Linked DNA regions of Homo sapiens: region 2 is linked to region 1. The links are chromatin loops, found by intact Hi-C in ENCODE. Cell type or tissue: GM12878. All regions are shown on one strand. Each heading gives the region's core, and the rest is flanking DNA. Links, peaks and the distances in the headings are about the cores only. Region 1 overlaps MACROD2 (mono-ADP ribosylhydrolase 2). Region 2 overlaps MACROD2 (mono-ADP ribosylhydrolase 2).

What was found. Peaks named below come from ENCODE experiments on the same cell type or tissue, not always from the same donor. Only the 100,000 strongest peaks of a DNase experiment are listed, where the experiment ranks them.
Region 2: it touches region 1 in a loop (2.0-fold over the local background); 3 of 110 quality-filtered maps call a loop at or near these places.

What each region holds. Positions count from the first base shown.
Region 1 is chr20:15,230,617-15,246,440 of GRCh38, reverse strand. The region is part of intron 6 of MACROD2 (mono-ADP ribosylhydrolase 2); the gene reads right to left. Among named protein-coding and RNA genes, the nearest start is that of MACROD2-AS1, 310 kb to the right of the region's middle. In GM12878, for the core only: a CTCF peak has its summit at 9,466 (motif pointing right); a DNase peak (open chromatin) is centred at 9,480.
Region 2 is chr20:14,944,294-14,960,117 of GRCh38, reverse strand. The region is part of intron 5 of MACROD2 (mono-ADP ribosylhydrolase 2); the gene reads right to left. Among named protein-coding and RNA genes, the nearest start is that of MACROD2-AS1, 23 kb to the right of the region's middle. In GM12878, for the core only: a CTCF peak has its summit at 11,497; a DNase peak (open chromatin) is centred at 8,811.

The DNA.
Region 1 (15,824 bases), core at 4,714-12,713:
AGGTCAACTTTCTTTCTGTGATACCACAAAGATATTATAAAACCACATCAACATCAGAGTGTTGTAAAGGCATGGATTGCTGGCCCCTAAAAAACTCAGGTTTGGTAACTCAGGGAAAGGAAGTGATGTGGATACACAGTGCACACACACAGACACACACACACATACACATACACTCACATTTACATTCATGTATGAGCACCCTATTCACTATGTTAATGGTTTAATGATATACTCACCAAAATACCAATATACTAACAGAAAGTTTCCAAAGAGGTTAAACTTAAATTGTAGTAATAGCTTTGACACTGAGATAAGACGATTTATTAGCATTAAAGGCATATGTGTCTGTAGTTCTTTAGATTGTTTTAGGACATGATTCTAGCCTATGGTTCGTTACATCTGGACATGTCTACTCATGCCATTGCATATGAGTTATTTTAGAAAGATGCACACTATTATCTAAAGCTGAAGTATCCAGTTCCTAAAAATGCTTCTTAATTTGTCTGAAAGCACAGTGTCTTTAAATTTGCTCACAACATAGGCTGTTAGAAAAGTGCAAATCTGGATGTTCCTCAACTTATGATAAAACTACATCCCGATAAACCCATGGTAAGTTGAAAATGCATTTAATACACATAACCTATCAAGCATCATAGCTTAGCCTACTCTATCTTAAATGTGCTCAGAACACTTACATTAGACAACCGTCGAGCAAAATCATTCAACACAAAGTCTAGCTTATAATTTAGTGTGAAATATATCATGTAATTTATTGAATACTGTACTGAGAGTGAAAAACAGAATGGTTGCATGGACACTTGAAGTACAGTTTCCATTGAATGCATATAACTTTCTCACCATCATAAAACTAAAAAATCATAAGTAAGGGACTGTCTGTATTTGAAACTTGAGGGGCATCATTGAATTATTATTTAAGCCAAATTTGTCAAAATTGGAAAAGTTGCCACACAGTTATTTGAATACAACAATAGAATTGCCAGTGCCTTGCCTCATAATTAGTTCCTGAGATTTTTTTTCTAATAGAAATACCATAAATACATTTTGAGTGCCATAACAGCATCCCCCTCACTTGTCACAGAAAATAAGTAAATACATTTTCTCATTTCAAGCAATAGAAAGGTATTTCTGCAATATGTCATCATCCTTATGTTGAACCAAGATTTGTAATTTGAAAGAAATCAACCATTAACCTGAAAAGAAGACAGCTGAGATTGAATTTTGAGAAAGGATTCTCCTTCCATTTAAACCAAAGCAGTTAAATGTGTAAAATAAATGAAGGCATGAAATAAATATGGAATTATCCATTTCAAATGCTAATTCTCCATGTCTCACATTAACACTACCATGTTGAATGGTTACAACAAATCTCTGAATTATTTATGACAAGTCTATGATGTTATATTTTGGTGATAGTGCCACAGGTATATAATTTTATGGAGAGTTCTGCTGATCTTGAATTTGAAGTAACTCTTATAAGTAATAACTTACAGTAACAAATGTATGCAGGTAAACCAGTAGGCTAATTAAAAATATTGGCAAATGTGTGCCTAATTTGTATCATTTGCCTGATCCATTAAATTTTAGGTAATGCAGACAGAAATGTTTGCAGAGTGTGCCTTTACTACTGTTTAAAATATGGAAGTTTTTAATTACCCATAATTTAAAAAAATGTTGTACTAGGGTTTAGTTAGGTAAAATTCTTAATATCAAAATAAAATCAGACCCTGAGATCTTTTAGCAGAGAAAAGCTATTGGAACTCCTTTCTTTAGGAATACTATGCCTTTTGGCCAAACCATACCTTCTGGAATGATACACTTGCAGTAGTGAGAGGGAAAGAAGTGTCTGCCTATTCAACCATAAAAAACAGCAATCTGGGGTGCAGGGGGGCCTCAAACCAACTGGCACTCCCCACCTCAAAGTCTTCCATGTCTCCAGACCCAAACTAGGCAGCTGACAGCCTTCCCCTGGTATCCCTGCTGTCCAGGTACAAAAACCATCACTTATGCATGAAATTAGCAGATTTTGCTTTGGTGTTGCTATTAGATGAGTAATAATATGATCACCTTACTATGGCTAGTGTACTTTTTCTCTAATATTTATAGCACTGACAAGATTTCTTAAGTCTCATTAACCAGCAAAATAGTACATCAAGCCCTGATTTTTAGCATTTGTTGGTTTCTGCCATGTAAATAGCCCCAACATGGAAAATTTTATACTATCTATATGATGTCACTGAACATAGAATTGGAAAGGATGCAAAGAAATTCACCATTATATACTATTTCCACCATATAAATATAATAGACATAAATAAACCAAAGGGCATAGGTAATAGTAAAATATAGTAATTAGGAATTGCTGTGTATTGAGTACTTATTATCTTCATATTTAATATAACTTATTAAATTGTGAGTTTATAAAATTTAATTTTTAATAAAGCCTGTGTTTTAATAATCAGCTCACAAAATTTTCTTTCTTTTTTTTGTTTTTGAGATGGAGTCTCGCTCTGTCGCCCAGGCTGGAGTGCAGTGGCGTAATCTTGGCTCACTGCAAGCTCCATCTCCCAGATTCACGCCATTCTCCTGCCTCAGCCTCCCCAGTAGCTGGGACTACAGGCACCCGCCACTACGCCCCGCTAATTTTCTTTTTTTTTTTTGTATTTTTAGTAGAGACAGGGTTTCACCGTGTTAGCCAGGATGGTCTCGATCTCCTGACCTCGTGATTTGCCCGCCTCGGCCTCCCAAAGTGCTGGGATTACAGGCGTGAGCCACCGTGCCCGGCCAGCTCACAGAATTCTTGACATTTTAACAATCAGTTCTCATAAACCACTACAAGTTGGCCCCACTGCATATTTATTTAAGATCCACATATATTGACCTGTGTGTGTGTGTATGTGTGTGTGTTATTCCTGCAAATGAGCCAGATAACCAAGAAAAATGAGGACTGTTTCCTTCGATTCTACTGTGTGCATGTAGATCAAAATGACTCTGCTCTGACCAGTAAATACAGAATACTCAGCCTATTACCCTTTTCATCACTTGAAGCAAGGTATTTTGCCTCAGTTCTTATTTTCCTAGAGCTGTTAAATTTTAAACCATATCCAAGAGAGAATACATAACTGTCAAATACATTGGGCATTGGAGCAGGATCATGCTCAGTTTAAGAATCCCAGTTCGTGCTGTGATGCACCACCCAGACTCTGTGCAGGACAGTGCCCCAGCTTCAAGGGATGTTGCCAGAAGACAGCCCTCAGCTGTCAGCCCTCTCCAGAAATTACCCTTGACTGAGAGGAGCTACTTATTCCAAGATCACATTCGTTCCTGGGTGCAGCCTGCATTAATAACTGGTTGTCTCAGAATGTACAGGTCTAGACTCCTCACACCAACTTGGAACCATTTTGAAACAATCATCTCAGCTTTAGAGCTCCCAGTAGGGTCACCAGATGCTCCATAAACATTGCATCATCACGTGACTTCTCCCTCTGCCCAATTCTGTTTCCTTCTTCCCTTCTGCAGATATTGATTGCAAAAACATTTCCATATTAGCGTCCTGCACATTAACCTCCATCCCAGAGTGGTTCCTGAGAAAGACAACCTGAAAACTTGGCAAAGTAGCTGTGAAATAATAAAACCTGTAAGCAAATATTTTTAATTTAAAAACCAAAATGCATGTGCTATGAATTTCTAATTTTTACATTTTTAAAAATATACTACTAGATCCTGTTTCTTGGTCATTTATTAGATACCACAAATATGAACTAAATAAATGTTTTCTTACGATAGCTTAAAAATTATTAAATCTACTCCTAAACATTTAAAGAATACCAATGCTTCACAAACTCTCTCAAAAAATAGAAGAAGAGATAACACTTCTGAAGTTATTCTATAACACCAAAAACAAAGACATCACAATAAAGGCAAACTGAAGACCAGTATCTCTTATGAATATAGATGCAGAAATTCTCAAACACTTATTATATAAAAAATAATCCAACAGCATATAAAAATGATTATGAATTACATGACACAACTAAATGGGATTTATCTCAGGAATGTATGGCTGGTTTAACACTTGAAAAACAATTAATGTAATATGCCATAACAATATGAGAAGAATAAACCTAGCTTTTCATTTTCTTTTATGATTTTGACAGTTGTGAAGAGTATTAATTACCTATTTTGTTGAATGTCCCTCTTTGGAGGTCCGCCTATAGTTTCTCATGATTAGACTATGGTTATGACTGGACTGTGGCTATGGCAAGAATACCATAGCAGTGATGTAGTGTCTTTCTTGATCCATTATACCAAGAGGTTCATAATGTTGACATATCTCATTACTGATTATCTTAATCTTGATCACTTGATTATGGTGGTATCTGCTGGGTTTCTCCACTACAAAGTCAGTGTCTGTTCTTTCATATTTAATACATGCCTTGGAGAATCTAATTGCATTTTGTTGAAGGAAAAAAAATAAAGCCTGAACCTAATGGAGAATTGGTTCTATTGTGAGCAACAGAACATGTCACCTATTCCTTATTCATGCTTCTGACCACAATTTCTATGAGTCCTTGTTTCCCTAGGGTAGCCAAATAGCCCAAGGAATTTAAAGTATTTAGCATAGATTTGAGCTATTCCTTTTTTTTTTTTTTTTTTTGAGAGAAATACCCTAAATATCTATTTTTTTACATTGAAAAACATCAAATGCTTGAGAAGCTGTTTCTGGATTTTCATTGTTTTGAAGACTTTATGTAGTGGTATGTTTCACTTGTTCTGCAAGACAGCGTCCTGATTGATTCACCATACTGCCCAATAAAACATGATCTTCAGTAATACAGGCCTGGTTACATAGTTGTCTGTTTGTATGGATGTATGTTAACTGAGGGTTATATTATTACTATTTCATAGAATTGCCACTTGCTGGATCTCTACTCAGTTCTATCACCTTCTTAGCTTTTTAAAGATTCAGAAATCACAAAAATAAGAAAAAAATGCAATGGTAATGAGATAATTGCCCAAGAATGTAATAATAATGAATGTCACAGCATCTAGAAATGATGTGAAACCATCTATTAACAATAATGAAAACTGCTATCAGTAGAATGTAAGCTCCACAAGGGCAGCTATATCTCAAGTACTTTGACCAGTGATTGAAACATAATAGTTGCTTAAAACATATCTGTCAGGTAAATTATTTTTAATAAGCTATGTAATCTACTGAGAACTTTACAAATATTCCTTCTTTATAGCCTCACAATAATCCTAGGAAGTACATACTGTTATAATCTATCATTCTCTTTTATATATTTAAACATTTAAGTTTGCTTTGTTACGGAAAATTTCAAACATACACAAACAGAGAGAATAGTATAATGAATGCCTGCATACTCACTGCATTAATCAGCTCTGGATGCCATACAAAATACCATAGGCCAGGAGGCTTAAACAACAGGAATTTATTATTTCTCACAGTTCTGGAGGTTGGAAAGAACAAGAACAAGGTTCTGGACAATTCTGTTCCCCTGTGAGGGCTCTCTTCCTGTCTTTCAGAAGGCTGCCTTCTAGCTGTATCCTTGAGAAGCCAAGAGTCAGGGGAAGCAAGGCCTCTGGTGTCTCTTATTATCACAGCAGTAATTCCATCTTCAGGGCCCCATCCTTATCAACTCATTTAAGTCTAATCACCTCCCAAAGGTCCCATCTCTATATACCATCACATTGGGGGTTAGAGATTTAATGTATGAATTTTGATGGGACACAATTCAGTCCATACATAGAACCTGCCCATCACCCAGTTAAAATGATTAGTTACTGATATATGTTATCCCATTTTCCTTTTTCTTCTTCTTCTTTTCTTTTTAGACTGGGTATCTGGGTCTCACTCTGTCACTGAGGCTGTAGTGCAGTGGTGCGATCATAACTAACTCGTGGGCTCAAATGATCCTTCTGTCTCAGCCTCCTGAGTAGCTGGGACTCTAGGTGTGCACCACCACACCTAGCTGTCATCCCATCTTATAAAAAGTGTAATATGCTTGCTGTATTATTTGAGAATATTCAATTCTTCTATAGAAGAAAATAAAAACAAATGGGATATATAACTCGTGTTAAGTGTTGATAATAACTAAGCGAGCAGATTTTGAGATATAGGCAGGATTCATAGAATTGTGTTAAATGCAGTACTAAGTAACCTCTAAGACATGCTATATGATAAAAAGGATGGAACAAACAAGACTGTCATTTCAAAATGGAAAAGAATGGTAAGAACAGGTCAGAAGCATGAATCATGTCACCTCTAGAGTGACAGCAATGTTATCCTCAAATTATCCTCCCATTGGTGATACTCATTATAGTCTCATTTGGCCTTACATCTTCTCTGACAGAAATGGAGGTAAACCCCCCTGCTGTTCACCAATGAACTGATGAGATACCGGCCAGGCCCACTTGCCCCTGTCTTTCTGATAGAGCAAGTGTGTGTAGTGGGCCCCAGGCACTCACCATCTGCCATGCTCCCTTGTTCAAACCTCAACTATGGTCCTCATAACCACATCACCATTGAGAGGGTAGAGATGGTAAAGAGAGCATTCAAACACAGCATAACCAGAAAATGAGGTTCTTCCACACATTTGTCACCTAGTCTAAGTGTGTTAACCTATTTCTTTCTTTCTCCTGGCTTCTTTCTCCTTGAGTCAATGTGAGTCATGCCTCTTAATTTGGTCTATAAGCTTTTCTGTTGTGCATCCTCCGGGATAGCTTACCTGCTAGTATACTGGGAGCAGGGAAATTTTCAGAACATGGGCTCAGAAGAGATGGAGAGACTGCACTAAAGTTACTCGTATGGGCTGAAATCTAGGTGTTTAATATACTGCTGAACTTAATTCATAATTATAAATTCAAACTATACCACTTTGATAAGACATCCAGGAAAGCAAATATTTCACTTTGCACAGTTTTGAAGGGTATGTGTTTGTGTGTGTATAAAATAAACAAACAAAAATAGCTAAAGTGCAGCTTGAACCCAATCTGTGACATGTTTTCCATTAAAAAAAATCCTCTTTGCAACTCCATTGAATTGTACATAAACAAGTCAAGAAAGCTTTCTTTCCACTGACAGATTTGTTTTTATTTTAAATTTTTTATTGTTTTTACTTGTTCTTTCTCCTTTGGTTTCTGAGTTCAACACCTTAAGAATAGCTTAGATTCCATACATTGCAATTGCTCTCCAAAAAAAAAAAAAAAAATCTGAACATTTGCAAGAAAAAATGTTTGGTTTAAAGCCATTGCCTTTGCTCTATACTATTAACCCTCTAGATATATGCCAAAATTGCCCAATTGTTCAAACCTAATGTCAGGCTTGGGACTCTGTGGTCCGTGTCTTCAATTGACTATTTCCTCATGATACAGTGATCTAATAACTGCCGCTCAGGTCAGGGAAAAATAAAGCACTCAAGATGAAAGCTTGCATTGCAAATCTCTTTACTGTTTCTATACAAATTTCACTGTAATATACTCTCTTTGACAGTGTGCTAGGCCAGTATTTCCTCTGGAAGACACTGTTGTAGAAACCAATAATGATTTTCCTGAGAATGTTCCCTAGCCTGATAAAAGAACAGAAAATAATTATGTTGACAAATCCAGCCAAATTGAGATGTTTTATACTTTCATTTTAAACATAGTTTTCTTGGTCTTGCTAGTAGACTTACATCTGCAGAATATACAAGTGACTAAAAATAATTCTTTCAAATTGTAGATGAAATAAAGCAAAAAGTTTCAGACACTCTTACAAAAAGAATTGATCACGGTCCTAAAGTAAGATTTTTGAAGGAAATATATGACAATATATTTCCCAAATCATTGAAAGAACACATAATTTGAAAGAAACTTTATATTAGAATAAAATCAAAGGTAGACTCCTGCTTAAATTGCTCACCTCTAATATGTGTCTTCTGATTGATGGACAACTTTACATGCATTCAACCTTGGGTGGCCAACTCTTCCGTAATTTGCATGATGAATCAAAGGTTAGGATTATGAGATCTTGAAAAAACTTTAACTAAGGTGACACAACACGTGATATTGTTTTTCTATTAGCTAAGCATTACATTCACTTTCATAAGACCATGTATTCTATAGGATATAAGGCCAGTCACATCAATTACCATTTTTATGACATCTATATCACACTATGCTTAAAGAAGCAGATAATTTGGATGCCTAACTTTAAGAATAAAAATCTTTGAGCAACCTGTGTTTAGCATATTCAATGTAGCTTTGCTCTATTAGAAACTCTGTTTAACTTAAACCAATGCTCTCAATTCTATCAGGCTCAGCAAACCCTTTTATAACAAATATTTTGTAAAGTCCCCTTGCTATGCAGAAATGACATTTATCAATATTAACACTCATCTGCACACATGAAACAGGCATCAGTGCCCCACCCATATCTGCCCAGTTCTCATCATTCTAGCACATGCCCATCCACAGCATCTTCTAGCAAATACCCTTGCTGTCACTCTCTGCCTGAGCTTTTTCCTTCTGCCTGCCCAAGCGGGCAGATAAGAAATGCTGGGAAGTTAATGACCCAGGAGCAGTCCTCAGCCAGCTGATGAAGGGGGAAAGATAAAAAAAAAAAATAGTCCAGCTTTTCTCCTCCCTCAGATGGGACCACTTCTAGGCATGTTCTACATGGTTGCTGAGAGCTCCCCAGCAAGACAGAGCCCCACTTGTCCACACTGCCAACTTATAACACTCCCACTCCTCCTGGCTGCTTTTTCTTCCCTTCCTCACATCCCCACTCCTCTGCGCTGTTCCCTGTCATCACCTCCTATAGAAAGCACGTGCACACAACACCTTGGCTCAGGGTCTGTTCCCAAGGGAAGCCAAATGAAAACAACACATCAATTTAAAAAAAATCAATAGAGTGCCATAAGTGTGATATGAAAATGATTTAAAATGAAAGTATTTATAGTAAAATTCTATTTTCAACATGTAAAGACAAGGGCATGAATACACTAGAACACGCAATGAAGAAGGAAGATGTTTGCTTCACTACGTAGAATCACTACAAAAAAAATTCTCTAAATGTGGACTCAACCAGGTGTGAAAAACTCTCCTGCTGCTTGGGCATGGCCATCTGTAGCATAATTTTCTCAGGCACTCTTGGTAAAGTTCTAAGCAAACTAAGTACAAGCTTCCTTTAATTTTCATGATAGTCCAGGATACAGTGAAAAAGAGAGAGAGGCTTTGTTTTGATGTATCTTGGTGTTTATAAACAGGTTTTCACTTATATGACTGTCTGGCAAAACGTTAAAACATTGTGTGGGAGGAGGGACAGTTTTCCCATGTGGGCTTGGCCAGACCACATGTCACAACATCCCTGTCCCTGCCCACAAAATGCTTGTGGCACTCCCTAGTTGTTGTCACTGCCCAAAACCACCCTCACAAAATGGTCCCTAGAGGGCAGTGCTACACCCACTGAGAACCACTGGTTTAGACAAAAAAAGGCACATAATAATGGAGGAAAGAAAAAGGAACTTCACAGTGGCTTAGGCCACTAGATTTAGACTACCTCAGTTTAAATCCCACCTCAACTTTTTGTTCAAGGTAAGACCTTAATTCACTTGAGCTAAGACCAGTAGTGTTACAGGTCCAACCTACAGATGGCAGGTTAGTGTAATAGCCCACAGAATGCATGGAGTTACGGTCGTCAACATAATGCTTAGCTAGTGGAGAAACAGAATCACGATATGCATCACCTTGGTTTTGGCTCATATCCTTGGATGAGGAATTGAGCCACAGGGAAGGCAGTTTCCTTCTGGTGCATATTCCTCATCTCTAAGATGGAAGAAATCACATTTTCTAACTCAGGATTGTTTTGAGAATTAATGACTAAAACACAGTGCCTGGCACCAAGTGGGAGTTCAGAAACATTTGCTATTCTTATTACTATATTTCATGGCTCAATGATTGATCTCATTCACCCCTCTAACTCAAATCATCTCTCTGGTGTGGCCACCAGAAGACACAAATTGTGCAGGATCTGTCAATGTGGGTTTGGTTGTATAACTATCTGTTTCCAAGGCACAGCCTGTGAATTTACTATCATTCCATGCCCGCCCTCCTCCTCGACTCTGCTGCCTGTCCTGTCACTTGTCACTCCCAGTAACAATAACCTGTGTACCTCTGTGCCCTCTGAGGAGATCTTACGAAACGTGAATGTAGGGGAAAAGAAGAAAGGAAAAGTCTTGAGTTAGCTTTTTCCCACACTGGCTAAATCAAAGTAACAGTGGCAGCAAGTTAGAGAATTTGAAAAATAAATGAGATGATGTATAGGAATACACTGCTGTAAACTGTAGAGTGATGCACAAATGCAAAAGTGCCTTTGTTCTTGTTACTTATTAATAGTATTGTTAGTCACACAGCTGTTAGAAACCCAACCAGGGAAGACATAGAGACTTGGTATTACCCTTTATAAATGAGAAAATGAGACAGGTGAGAACCAAGACTAGATATTGCCTAAAAGGAAACTGGAAAAGATCAAATTGACAGCCCTGTAGAAGAGGGTTCTTGGAGATGAAGAGTTGTCTGGGAAATGGTGACATCAAGTTAGGCAGAGGAGCAGAGGTACCAAATGAAAGGGTCAGCTTTTTAAGGCTGCAGACGTGTTCTTGAATAGAGAACTGCATTGATTGATGTGGCCTGTAATGGAAACTCAGATAATGAAATAAAACCAACATTTAAGAATTTCAGGCTGAGAACTCATTGCCATGGCAACCCTCTCAGAAGGGAACTTGTATAAGAAAATAAGATTCACTTGACTACGCCTTAAAATGAAAACCTACACTACAGTGGAACAACTAAATGCAGAATTCCAAAATTGCTTGATTGCCACAATGCCTAGAGGTAGTACTGAATTTGCAGGCCCATCATCTTTCCCATTGGAAGCTCTTGCTTCTCAAGATCTATGACTCAAGGAAGGAACATCAGTTAGCTCTGAGGGATCCCTATTGAAGTTGGGTGGTTCCTACTAACAAAAATTTACAATGTTTTTTCATTCAAAAAAATCATCTAGCATGATGCTTGTGGAAATCACAGGTAGCATACACCACTTAAACAAACATACAAGTTTTAGTCTGCCCATAATCACATAAAATCACTAAATTCCTATGTCAATTAGTATTTATTTTCATGGGAAAATAATTTTTAACCTAAGTAAAATCTGGCTTATATGCAGATTATGTTTTTTTCAAAATAAAACATCTACTCTATTACACGTTGTCATTCAAAGAATGTCAGACAGGGTGCATTGTATTTCATCAGTGAAAATAGTTTTCTCAAATACCTAATATGATTGACAAATATAAATCTATGCCTTTTAACTGGTGCTAGAAGAAGAAATTGCTGTGATACTTTTTGTATGACATGGATTAGTTTTTTAAAAATGAACATGATGTTAAAAGAAGGGAAACAGAAGTCAGGATAAACACATAAAAATCATTACAAAATATTTCTGTGCTCACAAACAAAAAGAATAAAGACAGCATGATATATAAGAAAATATCTATGTATCCTCTCCATCAGTGCGTGGTGATATTGGATACAAAATTAGGCATTTTCATTTTCCAGCCCTGGCTCAATAGAAATTTTTCTTTCTTGTCTTCACCCCTACGCTCACCCCGAGATTTCACCAAGATTTTCACCAATATACACGATTTCTGTTAGTATGTTTTAGATATATATAGCCAAGGATATCATGTATATGTGTAGTTTTCATTGTTTCAGGATATACTGTTGTTCTAGAAATCAACATAATTTAGATGCTTGATTTCACTGGTCTGACTATGCATTCCTCAGGTCATATGCATTAGACTTCTGGGATTCAACCTGGGTCTTTTTTCTTTTTTGACAGCTATATCTTTGTCTTTCCCAAGGTTTTACAGAGAAAATCTGTAGGCTCCCTGGTCTTCTTTTAAAGTTTTCTTTTATTCCCACTCCAATTTCCAGTTTGTACTGCTAATTATCCTCTTCATGGTGCCTTAAATTTTGCCTATCTTGCAATCAACAATCTCAAGGTTGTCAAGAATATATATATATAGGCCGGGCGCGGTGGCTCACGCTTGTAATCCCAGCACTTTGGGAGGCCGAGGCGGGCGGATCACGAGGTCAGGAGATCGAGACCATCCTGGCTAACACGGTGAAACCCCGTCTCTACTAAAAATACAAAAAAATTAGCCGGGCGTGGTAGCGGGCGCCTGTAGTCCCAGCTACTCGGGAGGCTGAGGCAGGAGAATGGCGTGAACCTGGGAGGCGGAGCTTGCAGTGAGCCGAGATTGCGCCACTGCACTCCCACCTGGGCCACAGAGCGAGACTCCGTCTCAAAAAAAAAAAAAAAAAAAAAAAAAAAAAAAAAAAAAGAATATATATATATATATATATATATATAAATAAATATATATAAAAATAAATTTTTTGGATCCAAGGGTAACTCATGGTTAAATAAAAATAACTGACTTTAATATTTGGAATAAGGAATAATATTTGGAAGAAATAAACTTGCACAGACTAGGTCTAGGAGGCATGAAAGATTGGTCATATTTTTTCAATTGAAACGATTTACGGTAAGATTAGAAGGAGAATCAGGATTAAAATCTTACATTTAAATATTTCCTGATATTAAGCACTAAATCATCATTCATAAAAGAAATGCCATCGTAAAATGAGCCATTTGATTTGTTGATTAATTTATCTTTTTCCTTTACCACCTAAAGCAAATGTGGATAGGTATGAAAAAACAGCTGTTACAAACAATGCATGGAGAACAGAAATGTAATGAATTTTTTCCCCTAAGTTAATAAAATATATAGTATTTTTTCATGGTAAAAATTTTTATCCACAACACATCTTACGCCCAAATCAGTATCTTATTTCTAAATAATTATGTATGACTATAACATTTCCCTCTCTACTATTCAAGAATGATCTCCTCTTAGCAAAACTGAGAGGTAGGTGAAATTTATTTATACCCTACTCTTTTTTCTGTTTTTCTCCATCTCCTTTCAGACCTTTCTCCAATTCTCCTCCCCCAGGCTAAGGTGCTCAGTACTTTTATCATACTCTAATTTATCCTGTCAACATGAAAAGTAATTTGATAAATTTCTTCATATTAATGTATTAGAAAATTAATTATCTACTGATCTTATGAGTATCTGCATTTTAAAGGAAATTTGCAGAGAAAGAACAATGCCTTAACATCCTAAATTACTCATTAATTATGGAATTTCATGCATCTCTGGGAAGATATTTAAAAGTGATAAGAGAACTACAGAGTATTCTCAAATCACACAGTGGACATGATGATCTTGTCCATTTATTTGTCTAGGTGGTCATAAGATGGAGTCACATTTTGTTAGAAAACAACCACTAGATCCTCTCTTTGTCACGGAAGTTACCTGATAACGTCAGGGTACACAGTAGGTCTTATTCATATTTATTAAATAAATTATCATACTACTTGTCTTACATCCATTAAAAATATTTGAAGAATCTATTCTTTTGGTAAAATAAGAATAAGAATATATATGTTGGATCCTGTGCTGTGATCCTAAAGCCTTTGGTTTAACCTTAGCAGAAAAGTGGTGCCTATCAAATATTTAATTTATTCCTGGACATTTCCCTGTTGTTTAAAAACATCAAGAAATTACATGGTAAATGTCTAGAGTTCTGGTGTTCAGAATAGATATCAAAGAAATAAGTGATATTTCCTTAAATTGCCAAATCATGAGGTGTGAAAACATCTTATATTTGAAGTAACATTGTCAAATACTTTTCAGAGAATTCCATTCCTCCAATTATCTTATACACATTATCCCGACTGATCCCTATAACAACAGCCACATGAGTTGGACAGGTCTGCAATAACAGTAGTAATTTACTGATTCTTTATAAGTGGAAACCAAAGTTACAAAATGTTGACATTACTTGTCCACAGTCACACAGTAATAAGTGGCAAAGCAAACACTAAGCCACTCTGATAAAAGGATTTATGAGAAATTCTTTTTGACATGTATATAAATGAGTTCAAGTTAAGTTTATTTTTCATCCTAATAACCAGGCTTTTTATATCAACCATGTCTACCATCTATTGTGATAAGTTGACAAAATACAAGCCTATACTATAAAACATGTATCCAGTCATAATCATGTTTCTGAAAGTTTTCTATTTCCCTCTACATAATCAGAATGTGATGAGATTAGCATTATTATTTATTTAATGGTGATCAAGAACATGACACACCATATAAAGAAGAGAGCCCCATTTACTCCAAAAAAAGGAAGAAAGGAAGAAAGGAAGGAAGGGAAGGAGGGAGAAAGAAAAGAAAAATATTTTTCTTTTTTATGTGTAAAAGAGACAAGACATTTGATGGCAACTGTAGTCTACCATGCAAAACATGATGATCAATTTCGTTGGACATTTCTTCCCACATTTTGTGTATTTTCTATCTCCATTTTTATTTACTAATATTGGGATGAATTCAGTTCAGCCTTACCTGCTAATTTCATTCAAGTAATATGTAATTGGCCCTTCAAAATAATCATCAAAGATGTTAAGGTAGATCTAATTCCTATCAAAGAATGACTAGAGTATTACAGGAGCATTACTTCAGCCCATCTGCATGCCATCTGTTAAAAAGTTAACTTAGCCCATAATTCTTCCATTGCTTACCTAATGGTAGCAAATAGAGTAACACGATTGTTTTAAGATAATTACAGTTAGAGATTCCTTTCTCTATTAAAAGGTTGAATGTTATTTTTATACTGTTTCTAACAAACTTCTTACTTCTTACTTTTTCTTGGCTTTTAAAAACAAGTCATTAGAGATGCCAGTGATTCCACTAGCAAATTCTCTTCAGGCCTCAAAATCCATATTTTCCAAGTTGGAAACTTCTCTACATATCCATTTTCCAAGCACTTCAGTCTTTTGCTTTTTTAAATCAATAAGCCATATTGACAAAATTTTAATTATTCCCTAAATGTGCATACCTGTTTTGATTTTTCTTATTTTCCTATAGAGAACAAAATTAACCAACTGGTCTTGTGGTATACTTTGCTCCATTCTCTTTGAACTTCAGCTTTCACCTCTAAGAGAGAATAGGATCTTATGTATTGAGCCATTTGCGAACAAAATTTTAGAAAATCAAAGAGAGAAATAAAATATCCAGCTCTGTTAATAATTATCCAAAGATTAAAAAGGGCTATATAATTAGGTCATGAAAAGTTTCCTTATTTCAAGCAGAATCACCAATGTTGCATTGAAAAATGCACTTCATAATTACAATCATGCACAAAAAGCATAACAACCATCCAGGGTTACCTAAATGTATCTGCTTCTCAAAATTTCTTCATGCAAATAATAAAACCACTACCTCTGTGAACTATCAAGCAATGCTGATCTATTCAGTCTGCTATGAAATCAAGCATTTAACTATTTTTTCTGCCCCACAATTTCAGCAAGGCTATAATCTATATGGGGGAGGGGGAACAACCAAGGGATTCCAGCCAAATTAACTTATTATTAGATATTTACAGTGTGTTTTTCTATAGTTTGATTTTCTTGGTGTAATTGAGATGTAATAAAGGTAGAACATGTTGCAAAAGAAAAGCAGGTGAGTAAATACCTCCAAATCCAGCTAGAAGAGAATTCCTTTCATCTCAGCCTACTGGTAAGGAAATAGATTAGATCCACATTTTCTGAACTCCCTTTGTCTACTGATAAAACTTAGAAGAGCTGTGGTATACCCAGCTACCACCTA
Region 2 (15,824 bases), core at 5,228-13,227, 290 kb after region 1:
ATAAGGAATCAGGAATATGACCCCTTGAGTTTTGACCCCTTCTGGGATTCTCTTGCTGTTAGTCTCTTTGGGAAGAGAATTTGTACAGGAGGCATTTCCTTGGGTGGGACCAGGAAGATTCCCCATGAGTAAACCAATGAGACAGTGTTTTCTGAGTCCTTCTCACTGAAGGTGGGGCTGCTGACAAGTGTCTAGACTGATCTAGGCCTAAGGCTACCTCTTGTGGTAAATCAGGTATTACAGATGGGTTTTCTAAAGTCGTGGCCTTTTAGAAGCCAGCCAAAGAGCTGGAGGGTCTATCCTAGCTGTGGATTCCCACTAGTGGGTTAGTCAGCCATCCTGCCAAAACCAACCAGGCAGATGGAATAGGGCTTACAAAGAGGATTCTTGCTACTATGTGTTGCGAAACAGTACTGCTCAACAAGGCCCCACGTTGTACAACTCCAGGGGGCATTGTTCACATTGCTTCTGTGTGGACGCCATCCCGTCCCTAGAGTTGTACATCTTTATGGCATTGCAATTCAAGGCATGTTATCCCCTTGTGTTCCAGCCTATGTGTGTTCTGGGTTTTTGTTGGTTGGTTTGCTTGTATTTGGGGAGGGAGGGAAAAAGAAGAAATAAAGGTAGTGGGACAGAGGACTGGATGGGAAAGAGGAGCTGGCAGGAATGGTGGGAAGAATTCAGGGACAGTTGGGTGCGGCGGCTCATGCCTGTAATCCCAGCACTTTGTGGGGCTGAGGTGGGTGGATCACCTGAGGTCAAGAGTTCAAGACAAGCCTGACCAACATGGCGAAACCCGTCTCTACTAAAAATACAAAATTGGCCAGGCATGGTGGCACATGCCTGTAATCCTAGCTACTCAGGAGGCTGAGGCAGGAGAATCTCTTGAACCCTAGAGGTGGAGGTTGCAGTGAGCCGAGATTGCGCTACTGCACTCCAGCCTGGGCAACAAGAGCGAAACTCCGTCTCAAACAAACAAACAAACCAACAACAACAACAAAAAGAATTCAGGGGCACCAGAAGAATCCCTGCTGAAAATTCTTATATACTTTTCACCTTTTGAATTTTTACATGTTGCAAGCAGCTATTTAGATAAATAAAGATCATTTAGAGGGCAACTAGGCCAACACCTACATAATCAGTCTCAGTTTGGTGGGGCTTGAAATGAAGAAAAGAAACATTTTGCAGTGTTCTTAGGTATGGTCCCCAGACTAGCAGCATCAACAACCTGGGAGTGTGTTAGAAATGCAAATTTTCAAGCCCCACCCCAAGCCTACCTGATCTGAAATCTAAGGGTGGGGCCCAGTTATCTGTGTTTTAACAAGCCCTATAGGTGACTCTGATGCATGCTTAAATGTGAGAACTACTGCTGTTTAGAATGAGCATGGAAAAATCAGGAGAAATGGCCTACAGGGCAAAGCTTGAGATTTCTGATTAGGAATAGGTTACATACTGATTTGGGGTACCTGAGGGATAGAATCTGGACATGGGGAACATGCAAGAGTAGAACCGGGCTAATCAGCGGATCTTCCAGAAGCTCTAAGGGTGAATGCAGTGCCAAAGAAAACAACCTTGGCCCTTGGACAGGAATAAGCCTGGATGGGAGTGCCAGGACTTGTTTTAAAAATGCAAATCTTGGTGCCCCCATTTAAACTAGAGTAGAATCTGCCAGTTCAACCCTTTGTCTTCTCATCTATCTCTGGAAGCAGGACAAGAAGAAGAAATCTGAACGGAAAGGAAACATTCTTATTTGTATGTTTGAAAATCTGGACCTTTCTGGAAATTGTCCTGAGCCAATGTCAAGAAGCTCCCACTCTTAAAAGATAGTCCTAGTTATTTATAAACCATCCGCTTACATTTCTGATGTCATTTATAGAAAAATACTGATTAATACCACATAAATTTGTTGCATCCTTTGCATTCTGACTGATGTGAGTGTGGAAATACAGAAGGTAATACATACACATTAGAAACAGACAAATATAAGTGAGTGAATTCAACTTCAACTTCAACAAGAGACTCCAGAGAGGTCTAGTTAGTCCAAAACCACTTTGTGGAATTCAGTTTGAGGCTGGATAAGCCTTGCAAATAGCACTAGACAAGAGTGGATATTATTAGGTTGGCAAAAACCGCAATTATTTTTGCACCAACCTAATAGAATATGGTCAGAGAAAAGCAAAGGATGAGCCAATATAACTTCTATTATAAAAAAGTAATTGAAAAATAAAACTTTTATGATGATTGATATTAGATGCATAGTACAATAAAATTACACACCAAAGTAAAAAATAACAAGGATGGAGATATTAAGTAGATGACAAATCCAATGCTCCAAAAACAAAACAATTTAAAATACATTTATTTCTATGTAAAACGATACCCAGAGAAGTGCTACACACTGGTTCTGTCCCACAGTAGAGACATGGCAAATCCCTGGCATTCTCGCTATTCCTGCCTATTTCCAGCCTGGGTCAGACATCACTATCAGCACTGCACTCCTCCCTGCTGAGCCCAGACTAAGCCTCAGAGTTCTCAACAGAAACAGCCATCAGCCATTACCAATCGATTAGAGCTGCTATTTTGCCATCTATGACTCTCTGGAATGGGCTGTGGCTGGTGAACTGGTCCTGCTCCCAGCTCTGCCTCTCATCACTTTGCCACTAGAAGCCTCTTCCATACAATGTCCCAAAGTGTGCCTGTTCTTATTAGTACTCGCTATTATAATTCCAGAACAGACCAAGAAGTAACTCTGTGAAACGTGTTTTCTTTTCGTCTCCTTTTCAGTATTACATATACATAAACACAGTTCCAATTTCCACAAATGTGGGGAAAATCAATGTTTCTAAAACTACAAAAAAAACTAAGAAATTATGAAAATGAATGGCATATATATAGATCATATAAATGTATCCTAAAATGTGAGGTATTTAAAAGTGGTCCAAGTTCTTTTTTACATTAAAAAAGCTAAATTAAAAAAAAATTGTGTGCTCACTTCAGCAGCACATATACTAAAAAAAATCATTGATAATGTGTTTTTAATGTATAATTTTAAAAAATCAGTCTCTGAATTTATGAGTATTATTGCTTATTGTCAAAGATAAGTACAAATAAAGTAACACTGTAATTAGCTTAGAGGAAAATATCAAATAAGTAATGGTGCAGGCAGGAAATATCTTGAAGGTGGCATGTGACCGAAGTCTGAGAAAAACTGTTACATAAACGTGTATTCATGTAGTGAGTCTCACCTAATTTCACTGCTGATTTACTACATCATCAGAAGCGTGTGGCAACTGCCCAACAACACACCACTAACATCTCCAACTGCCCCCTAATTAAATGTGAAGTTACGCTTGTCCTCTAGCAATTGTCTAACACTAAAATTTTATGATTTAAAAACAACTTACTCATGACCTTAGTTAAGATTCAAGAGGTAGAAAAGCCTAGCCCTTTGTCTGACCTACAATCGATAATTAACATGGTTATGTCCTCAGTCACAACTAACTAGTATCACCCCCAATTAACTTCCAAGATAGTTTTTTAATTAGCACTAACAATGCAAACTACTAAAAAAACAACAGCACAGGGTGGCATGGTAATAGGACTGCTTCTAAGAGTATTAATTTACTCTGACAACTGACAAGAAAAAAATTCTAAGGAAAACAAAAATTCCACTCTATTTTATCTTTGCCACTTATAATATGGTCTCACCTTAAAGGGCTAATTTATTTCACGTGTTTAGAGAAGCCATTTTTACTATCCCATATCCAAATGATATTGATCTTTTTTCTGTTTTAGAATAATACCAGGTTTCCATTTGTCAGAAGCATTCGTCATTGAGTGGTGAATTACATTGCAAGAGATGTCATAAGCTGCAGTTCGTCACCACCTGCCATGTTAAATAAACCTCAGAGGTAAGCACTAGGTTATAGGGCAAGTAAACAAGGCTTTTTTCCCCTTTTTCCTTAAACCATGCACTAAGTTGTACAAATAAATGCTAGCCTAGGTTTTCCATTTAGTACTAGGTTAAAAACAATGAGAGATAATGGAAATCAATAAAAACATCACATAAGTTACTGAATTACAAAAAAAAAAAACAGCTAAAAGCTGTATTTCAGCTAAACAGTAAGAATTCTTTCTTTTCAGAAAAACTGATTGCAAAAATAAAATGTCTAGGATTCTAAATATGGTTAATCTCATTGTAAAACATCCACGTAAATCTGTGAGATAGTGATTGTGGGTCCTTCTCCTTCCCTGACATTCCTTTCTTTTATTTATCCCAGATGAACTCCTTCGCTTCCCCCTCTCTCCTTCAGCTCTGTAAGAGTCCAGTCTATAGTTTTGGGGCCCCAAGCTCAGGCATTGAAACAAATTTAAAAGAAATCATAATGCATTGCAGTTGCAGGGCTGGGGGTGGGGGAGCGCTGGTCGCAGAGTTAGAAACTACAAGACAAAAAGCAATAAACTTAAAATGGTGAAATTTCAGGGCAGTAGTGGGGGAAGGGTGAACACTGGTAGATGAGGTTGCAGAATGAATTCACATGATTCAGAAATGCTTCTTGGCCACACAGGCCTGGAAAAAGAAAAACATGCCTTCTACCTTGGATATATCATGAATACACACTTGATGGCAGACATATCGCAATATACGATAACACTAACTTGTGTGGAGGGCAATGAGGTGTGTAGACCATGGAACATTAAACATGGAGAAGAAGAGAAGGGCAAAACTGATGGAAATTATAACTATAGTTATATACAGCATATATATAATAAAAATTATATAGTATATGTTATATAAATTATATATAATAAAAATTATATTATATTATATAAACTATATATAATAAAAATTATATTATATTATATAAATTATATATAATAAAAATTATATATTATATAAATTATATTATGTAAATGATATATTATATAAATTATATATTATATTATATAAATTATATAAAGTACATATAATATAATTTATAAATTATAATATATAAGTTATATATAATATAAATTATATTTAATATATTTAATACATTAAATATTTAATATATTTAATTATATATAATATAAATTATATATAATATAAATATATAATATATAATATAAATATAAATATATAATATATTTAATATATTTAATTATATAAAATATAAATTATATATAATATACTTATATAATTAAATATATAATATATTTAATTATATAAAATATAAATTATATATAATATATAATTAAATAATTATATAATATATTTAATTACATATAATATAAATTATATATAATATATTTATAATTTATATTATATAAAATTTATTTATATATTTATATATTTATAATTTATGTTATATAAAATTTATTTATATATTTATAATTTATAATTTATATATTTATACATTTATATATTTATAATTTATTTATAATTTTATATAAATATAAATATATTATATGTATATTTACCTAAATTATATATATTATATATTTGTATTTATATAAATTATATATAATAACTATATAATTATTATATATAATTTATAATTTATACATTTATATATTTATAATTTATTTATAATTTATATTATATATAATTATATAATATTAATTATATAATAATAATTATATATAATTTATATATTTAAATATATATATAATTTCAATTCCATTTTACAGATTACAAATATTAGGTTTTCTACAGGGAGGTTTTACCGTGTTCAGGTTCACCCAGATGACAAGTCCCAGCCTTTTCCCATTTTACTACAATTAGTTTTTCCAAAGATTCATAAGTAGATCCAACAAATGTGGTAAATACATTTTGGATCATCAAATTCCATTTGATAACCAAAGATGGCCAGATTTAGCATTTAAACCAAAAAGAAACAACCACTCTGTGAATTCCACCCAAAGGGATTATGAAGAATAGTTTATAAGCTGTCCCAGGTATTGATTTTCATTTAGAAAGCTTGTTTTTACACATCAATAGCATTATTATAAACTTGTTTTAACACCAATCTATACTTAAGGTGTCTCACATAACAACAAAGAAAAAAAAATCTATTTACCGCATTAGAACATTGAGGACTTCAGCATTTGCATATCTCCTAAGACTTAGAAACCAAATGGGTTAACAATCAAACTGAAGAAGTACTGGTGAAATGCATTCTAAATGAACACTCACTCATCTCAACACTGAGACTAAGGGCTGTTTCTACCGGTTCTCCATTTCATTGTCAGATACATGGTAGGCAGTAAATTCTCCTTATGAATTGGCTGACAAGAGAGTTCAGTGAACTAACATCAAATACTAAAATTTTTAAGACCCTAATTTGCAATTTGTAAAACCAGAAGTAACAATAAGTCCTTTAGAAATCAAAAGGGGATGTTGGCCTCAGAATGCCTTATGTTCAAGACTCGCTAGCTATTTTCTTGACAGAATTCTGTGTGACAGACACCACAACTACACATCTGATGGGTCAGAGCACTCTCTATTTCTTTTATAACTTTTTTAAACAATGAGGCCGGGCACGGTGGCTTACGCCTGTAATCCCTGAACTTTGGGAGGCCGAGGTGGGCGGACCATGAGGTCAGGAGATCGAGACCATCCTGGCTAACACGTGAAACCCCATCTCTACCAAAAATACAAAAAATTAGCTGGGCGTGGTGGCAGGCGCCTGTAGTCCCAGCTACTCGGTAGGCTGAGACAGGAGAATGGCGTGAACCCAGGAGGCGGAGTTTGCAGTGAGCCGAGATCACACCACTGCACTCCAACCTGGGCGACAGAGAGAGACTCCTGTCTCAAACATAAATAAATAAATAAAAAATTAAAAACACAATGAATACATCTTGCTCTTTAAGGTCACAACTTTATGGGAGACAGGAACCTTTCACACTTTATGGAAAGGTCAAAGCTATCCTAAAAATGGCCTTTGAACCCAATACATTTTTGACTCAGAGGTTCAGTTTATCTGCATTTTATCATTTCATTATAAAATAAGATGACCAGGCCCTTTTTTTTCTGGTCTATTATTTATTAGATATGAGTAAAGAAGCTTGCTTTTACTGAAAGTCTGACACATACCACTGTATACTGTGTCTTCTCCTTGTAAAAAGCATATTCAATTTCTCCCTCTTTTCTTAAAAATAGAAGTAGTTTTTGGCTCTGTTCTTTCTTGCTCCCTGTCTCTCTCCACATCTTTAAAAAACAGAACTGTTTCCTTTTCCCTGTCTTAAAGAAATATGCAATGAGTATACTTTCTATTGTTTTAGGAGAATGTCATGTTCCTTTAAAAAGGATGATTTTAGATATTGAACCTTTTACTTCCCTCTTTGTGAATACTTATGATTTTTAAAAACCACTTTCAGGTGAGCAACTTACAGTATAAAAACTAATGCATGTATACATATAAAATATGAAAAAAATATATTTCCACTGATGATATATGATGATAGAAATATCACAAATACTGTACAACTCAGCTAAATAAAGATTATAAAAGTAAGCAAGAAAATTTTTTAATCAATACTAATGTGAGTTGCTAATGAGATATGTGGGTTGCTTTTGATGGAAGGCAGTACTGGGATTAGTACTTAAATATTAATAAGTTGTTCCCTGCATAAGGTCAACTAAGGAAGAAAGCAAGTTCAGAAAACGTAAACACAATCCAAAATCTCAACTTCAAATATAAACTGAAAATATAATATTCAAGACCTCGTTCTCAGCATAGATGTTAACACTTCAAATACATCAGAACACAATTTTAATAACAGATCTAAGCTGTATTTCCTTTGAACTATTAGATGGCAACATTATACCCACATTCTTTACACTTGACCATGAACTCCAACTCATGTAATTAAACAGCATCAGGCCTATGTGAGACATGCTCAGCAAGGGGTGGGAACCAGGAAGCCGAATTTCCACTTTCCTTTGTCTGTATTTTACAAAATCATGCAAATTCCATGCACAATTAGTTAGAATTAGAGCTGTAATCTGATAGCTTGATGACAGAGCAAAATTAACTTGAAACAAAGAAAAATAGTAATTTGTGAAAATCATGCCCACTGGTAAGTTACAGTCACAGGGGAGGGCAGGATGGTATGGGAGAGGCCTCTTGGGATCAGGAATGCATTTCCAAGCAAACCTTATTTCCCCACAACAGCTATTTTAAGTGATGAGTAATAAGCTCTGGAAAAAAAAAAAAAAAATGGAGAAGCTGCCCTGAAGGGGAGGGAGGACACTTTATCCTCTGTCATGGAAAAACACGGGAGGAAAGATGGGGGAAGATAAGAGACACTGAGTGATGGAGGCAGGGACACAGGGTAACTCATGACACATGGCTTCCTTCCTTTCAGGAAAGCCAAAGGGGTTATCTTTTAAGCATGGAGGATTGTCAGAGTTTCATGAGCTTGAAAAATACAGGAATAGTTTGAAACAGCTGCAACGGAGAAGTGGGTTGCTGGGTTACTTTATTCACATTATCTGGGTTCATTTTGTCCAGTCTCTGGGGCCAGTGATGCCCTCGGAGTCCTACAGCAGTGCCTCCAAAGCTTAATAGGGATAACAAATATGTGGTACAGGTGCCACCACTCCTCTCTTACTTCATGACTATGACAGACATTATTAATCAAGCACAGCATCCTTTCTCACTTAGCTGATACGGAGCCTCAGAATACTTCTCAATAGAGTGCTCTGAGAAGCCATTACTCATTGATCAAAGGAGGTGCTTGAGATGGGATCTAGTCACCATGCTTGAGTAAAACACAAGTCTTGCTGTGTACTTGGCTTACTCATAACCAGCTTCCTGCATTTACATCCATGGCCAGTTACCTACTTGATACCCCAGTTCTGTAAGAACTGGATTTTTTGTTCCTCAGCTTCACTAGTGTTATGTATGGGGATCTGATACCTACTCACAAACTTCTAAACAGAAACCATACATTCAGGGCTGGCCTATTCATGAACACTACACACCACTGCAGTAAACCATGGCTCTAACCCTCAATCCCCCAATCCATTTCCTCAAGACTCATTCCCAACTGACTGACTGAGGCAAGAGAGAAATCTGATGTTTGTTGGTAGTGAGTGGGCTGCCTTGGTTCTCTACATATTAAGCTCAGTACTGAAAGAAGATACACTTGAAGTATCTCCCCCTTCTAATTCTAAATTTGCAATTCCCTAGTGATTTTGCATAAAAAGCCAGATCCCATAGGCCAGTAAGTCCTCAACCAACCAAGCAACAAAGAAGCCTTTTAACGACTCCTAAGTTTGAAGATTGTCACAGCAGGTCATCCTGACCTCAAGTCTTTTCACTAAAACATTCTCCCTAAAACAAGCCCTGCAACATCTCAGAGGCCCAGGAAATAACTCTAAGAATGTCAGAGGCCTACTCTCCCAAAGTTTCATGTATTCTCTTCAATGGAGACCCTGAAGTCCAAGATGCAGTCCAGGAATAAGCTTGAAACTAGGATATTATTTCCCTGAAGTTTCTGTGCACCAAGCTTGAATCTCCCTCTGAAGCAACAAACCTAACAAAACAAAATAATACCTAATGTGGGCTTGCCTATGTCTCTAGTTCTTGCCGGTTCATTGGTGAGACCAGGTCCTTGTCCTTACAGAGGTTATTCTTACTTTGATAAAATATTCTAGAATTCCTATGTTTACGTCCTGCCAAGTCCCATGACACCATAGATTTAATTGTTTCTTCTCAATCCTGCTATTCTAATTTGGTCATTCCCTTAGACCCAGGCAAGACTTCCACGTCCCACAATAGAAGAGATCTGTGGAAGAGTCATCTCTCTTGAACCTGAGATGTATAATGTGGTCCCTAATGAACAACCAGTGTCTGCAAGACAGCATGAGTCTGAAAACCCCAGGATGAACCATTCTAGTAGCCTAGAATGATATAACTCAGCCAGTATGGCACACATCCTAGAAGCCATCTGCCTTAATCAGACCCTGTCTCTTCAACCTGGCCCCACGTTTTCAAGAATTAGATTTTTCAGAAGTTAAAACACTAGCAGCCAGTATGTCTCTTACTGCCAAGTGATCAGCTGAGGTGACAGCATAGACAACCCTAGAGATGGTCAAGAAGGGACAATAAGTGCACACATAGTCTAAAAAAAATATTGTATTTGCCCTGACATGCACTTGAGCTGAAATCACAACTTGACCACAGACTAACTCGGTGATGTTCATCAAGTTTTTTGGTTTCTTTGAGCTTCAGTTAAACAAAGATGAAGTGGAAATAATAATAAAAATATAATAGGGTTGATGTACAGCTTAGAGATAAGATACATTAAGTGCTGGTCAAATGACAGACACTCTCAACAATGATGCCCATTATATCAGTCTTGTGCCAAAGTGCAAAATTAAAATATAAACATCTTTGAAGCACAATGCTTGTCACATAGCAGGCACTCAAACATATGGAAAGAAAACCATGAATGCGTCAATGAGCCAGTTCATGTTTGCTTCCATGAGTATGAGAATATTTTCCAAAAGGAGCCTAATTCACCAGGCAATCAGATTGGACAAGCGTCTGCATTACTTTTTATTAACTGTTAGCTTGATGTTTCAATTGGAACAAGTAGTGACCTGAAATCACATTATAAACTATGTCTGAAAATCCATCAAATCCACTTAAACTGTGATTTTTGACCTGCAAGTCACATTTGAACATTTATAGGCAATTTAATACTAAAACCCTGCCTCTGAAGGGGAGAATTTGTTCTTCAGAAAGATAAAGCTTTGCAATTGCTAAAATAACACACTTATTTTAAAGATGAATTTCTTACACTAAATGATAATGTATCATTCCTATGCTGAACTTTAGAGTTAAACATTTCAAACTTAGATATACGAAGATTATTTTTAAAAGTCAATTCCCTTTTTAGGTCACTTGCATTTTTGTTCTACAAAGAAAAAAAATCTTTCTGAAACTAAAGTGAACATTTTGGTCTTGGTTAAATGTATGGCTGGGGGCAGAGAAAAGCCAAATCGCTAAAGCATAATTCTGATGGTTGTACTTATTGCTGAGTGGATATCGAAGTGAAAAGTGTACATATTTTCCAAAAATAACTGACTATTAACCTTTCATTTCAGAATATCTCAGAATGGAGGAGAGAACACTTCCCCACCTGAATAGTTCTATCTACTCATATACGTGTAAGGACAATACTGATTATACACACAATTTGCTTTGTGATAATGTCAACCTGTTTTGCAGGCTCCTAAAAGGCAGGGATGCTCCATTGGCATGATTATAATTTGATTCAGATGATCCAGGCTTCAAACCCTAGTTTTGTTACTTAGCGAAAGTCCTGTATTAGGCTAGGCACTTGACATAGCCTTTGTCTCCTAAAATTTTCCTTAGGTACGTTACTCATTGTCTTCTGTCTGCCACCTACCCTGTTTCTGCCCCACCACTGATTCTCTGTAATTCTTTACCCTGCTCTTGGCCCAGGGAGGCCTATTTTAGAGCTTGCAGTACCACAGGTTTGGTAGACAGAGGGCACCAGCAAAAGACCAGAAGACAGATGGGTCTGTGTTGGCATTAGAACGGCTGGAAACAGTTAGAGTTGCTGTATGAGCATCTTTGCCACCTCACTTCTCAGGCCATAGACTCCTAGGAAAGATAAAAGGAAATGTTGCAGGTGAAGAACTCAGCAGTGGTCTGTCACAATCAGTAAGTGATAGATGCCACCCACTGTTAAAGCCAAAATAAGCAAATGGTATTTGATGAGGGTCCACAGCTAGTTAAGGATTTGATTAGAATATGAGTCACCAAGGTGAAGGCAGCTGTTTCAGTTAAGTGTGAAGAAATGAAAATATTTGGTTCACAGCCATTCCCCACTCCCATCAAGTATTTGTGCATGGCCTGCTTAGCTTACCCAAAACCCTCCTCTGACAAAATCCAGGGAAGAGGATTCTCTCCTGAAAAGGAGCCAGAGTGAAATAAAATCTCCACTCCTCAAAGGAGCTGCAATCAGCTGGTGGGGGCACAGAGGATGTGATACTTGCTCTGTGCCAAAGGAAGGCAGAATTGAGGCAGCTGATGACAGTCCTCTGATGCCTTGGAGGGGAAATACTTGCTCTGGAGCAGGCGAGGGAGCTGCTCCTTGAAAGTTAAGGATGTGAAAAACAAGATAGAAAGTTTTTGTGAGTTGTTGAATGGTAGATGTAAGCAAATACAGGACTTCCTATTTTTGTTGTACTTGATAAACACTGGGCCAGCATTGAGCTACCAGGATCGTGGCTGTAGAAGCATTGCCCAAGGTTGAAGGATGTAATCCCACATCTGATCCTTCACTCTGATCCATGACCAAACTGCAGTCCTCACCTGCCCCAAGAAATAGTCTGGAGTCTGAATGCCTTAGGTCAGTGGTCATTCTGCAGTTTTAGGGCCAGCAGCATTAGCATTCCCTGGGAGCTTGCTAGAAATGCAAAATCCAGATTTCCTGAGTCAGAACTCTGCAGGGTGGGGGGTAGGCCATCTGTGTTTTAATAAGCCCTCTAGGTGACTCTGATGCACACTCAAATTTGAGCCCCACTGTCTTAGCACAAATGCCTTAGCACCAATATTATTACTATTAGTTACCATGTGTTTACCACTTATTATGAACCAATCATCTTGCTAAAGCCTTTACTTGAATTATCACATTTATTCTTTACAACACCCTTGTGAGGTAGGTACTGCTGGTGCCCCCGTGTATGGAAGGTAAACTGAGGCTCAGCTAGTTTGCAGAGCATACACAAGGGCCTGTGGCCAATGCCGGAGTCAGAAATGGAATCATGCTGGTCTTCCCAATGTTCTGAATCACTTCACTTTGCTGTTCTGCCTCTATAACAAAGCCAGAAACATTGTTATAGAGCAAAATGCACTTTTCAAAGACGTACATTTGTTAAAAGATGTGAGCCTTTTCTGTAAGACAACTTTGACTGTCCCCAGCTTGCTCGGCGAATCTGTGAGCTGTCCTAACAGGAAACTCATCCAGCTCTAAGATATGCCGTATTCTCAGAGAAGCACAAAGGGATATTTGGGAGATAAGAAATGGGCTGAGCCAAGGATCCGACAGCCAGGTATCCGGCCATCTGGAAGGGATCAAACTTAAACAGGTTTGGAGTTGCCCAAATAAATGTCCTTTGTGTCTCCACCAAAATATATATGTGTATGTGTTGTACATGCACACATACACCTCACATGCATAGCAAAATACACATTGTCCATACTTTCATCAGCCATTGGGGGAGAATACAAAATTGAATCTACTTCTTCCCTCCACAAAAAATAAATCACGTGGAATGAAAGTGAATTAAAAGAAATAAACTTTAAAAAGGCATATCTATGAATTCCTACTTGGAGTGTGCTAGGTGCCTGCCACTAGGAAGCACCTGTGTTCTTTTCTCTAAACTGATAAACTAATGTCTATTTTTACCTGGAGGAAAAGAAAATCAACAGATGCTGACCTTACAATAATTATTGCTTATTCTCATATTTTTATTTCAGCATACAAAACATCTCAACATAAAGTGAAAAAATCCTGCATCAAAAATTATATGCTATCATATTTATGCAACACCAAGCAGAGTAAAAGTAAAAAAAAGAAAGAAAAAGGCTCATATATATCTATATTTACTTTTATCTGCAATTAATTAACCTGATAATGCCCCTTGTATTTTATTTAAATACAACATATTGGAAAAATTTTAAGTGTAATTTTTTCTGATATATATCATCTTCTTTAAAATCCATATATTATTGGTATTTAGATACAGATATGTGATAGAACTAGATAGATAGTGATCAACAAAAAATATTCTAAAGAAACATACTTTGAGAATTTGCTTACTTGGAAAAAGATTAATTTGCATTTATTCCACAACATTCACTGAGTTTCCAGTTTATACAATTTTTTTTTTTTTGAGACAGAGTTTTGTTCTTGTCACCCAGGCTGGAGTGCAATGGCACAATCTTGGCTCGCTGCAACCTCCACCTCCTGGGCTCAAGCAGTTCTCGTGCCTCAGCCTCCCCAGTAGCTGGGATTACAGGCACTCGCCAATATGCCCGGCTAATTTTAGTAGAGACAGGGTTTCACCATGTTGGCCAGGCTGGTGTCGAACTCTTGACCTCAGGTGATCCACCCACCTCGGCCTCCCAAAGTGCTAGGATTACAGGCATAAGCCACTTCACACAGCCTGCATTATATGAAATTCTTACTAAAATGCAGATAAATTTCATCAACAATAATTAGAGTATCAATAACAAGTGAGGCCACCATAAAACTCTATGTGAGTATACAAAAATACCCAAATAGTGAGCTACTAAGTTTATTTTCTCATTTTATTTTCTCACCCTCCTTTAAGGGATCATTCCATGCAAGTACTTTGCTATCACAGGACAGTCACATGCTTGCTTTTGTCTCCCGCAGTTCATTCCCCCAAGCTCTTTAAAAGCATTCGGTTCTTCTTACACATCTCCATATACCCAGGAGTTCCTAGAAAACAGCTTTGCAATTGGTAATCCTTTAATAAATAAGACTAAGGTGATGTTATTTAGCAAGGAAGGTACCCAAATGTAAAGGCTGCAAGGTCCAAGAAGATGATACAATGAAGTGGGCTGGCTGGTGAAGTGGACAATCACACCCTTACTAAGGTGACAGCCACTTGTAACCTTGACGCCCCTGTCTTCAGTCCAGAATGCTGGTCCAGTGTTTCCTGACTTGATTTCTCAAAGGAAAAGTTGGCCAGGCATGGTGGCTCATACCTGAAATCCCAGCAGCACTTTGGGAGGCCAAGACGGGCAGATTATTTGAGGTCAGGAGTTCAGGACCAGCCTGGCAAATATGATGAAAACCCAGCTCTATTAAATCCCAGCTACTTGGGAGGCTGAGGCAGGAGAATCGCTTGAACCTGGGAGGCAGAGGTTGCAGTGAGCCAAGATCAGGCCCACTGCACTCCAGCCTGGGCAGTAGAGCGAGACTCAGTCTCCAAAAAAAAGAAAAAAAAAAGAAAGAAAGAAAAGAAAAGTAGCCATTAGGACTTCAAAGAGAAATCTTCCAATTTTTAAACGCTGGCCACAAATACTAAACTTTTCTTTAAATCATGGTTTAGTAGGCTGGATTTGTGCAGGAAAACCAAGTCACTTGAAGAGACACCAGAAATAGCAAGTTGAATGCAGGAATTGGCGTTTCCACAAATGATAGGTGAGCCAGAGTGGATAAAGGACAGAAAAGTCATGGTGGAAGTTGTGGGACGGGCAGGCAGAAGGGTGAGAAGGCAGACCCAGAAACCTCATCCTAGAGCAACACCAGACTGGTGGTTCTCAGTGGCTTATGGGCAAGGTGTCCTGGAAATTCCCTGGAAAGATCCCACCAGTGATTACTGTCTGCAGCAGTGAAGTGAGTGGTTCTCAAGCCACCAGGAATCCCACATCTGCCCACACATTCAGCTGCAACAGACTCCACTTCTCTTCTGCCTCCCAGATCCTGTACGCATTCCCTTCACTGGGAATCTGGAATCAGAACTATTAAGAAAAGAGGACTCTGGGGTATGTGCTTCTTGGTTTCTCCTTTTCATTGCATCCCAGAGATGGGATGATGTCAAATTGACAGCAGACAAGCCTAGTACTGACAGTACCGGATGAGAAAAGTTATCATTGGGGATAATTCCACTTTCAAGGCACAGTATACAATTTCCAATTTAGAGAATGACTGCAGAAAGCATTTGAACAATTTCATCTTCTTACATGAAGAAAGGAGAATGCAATGTGTTGAAGATACTGTCCCAGGTAACACATACAATCTTTGATAAGAATTCAATGAACATTTCA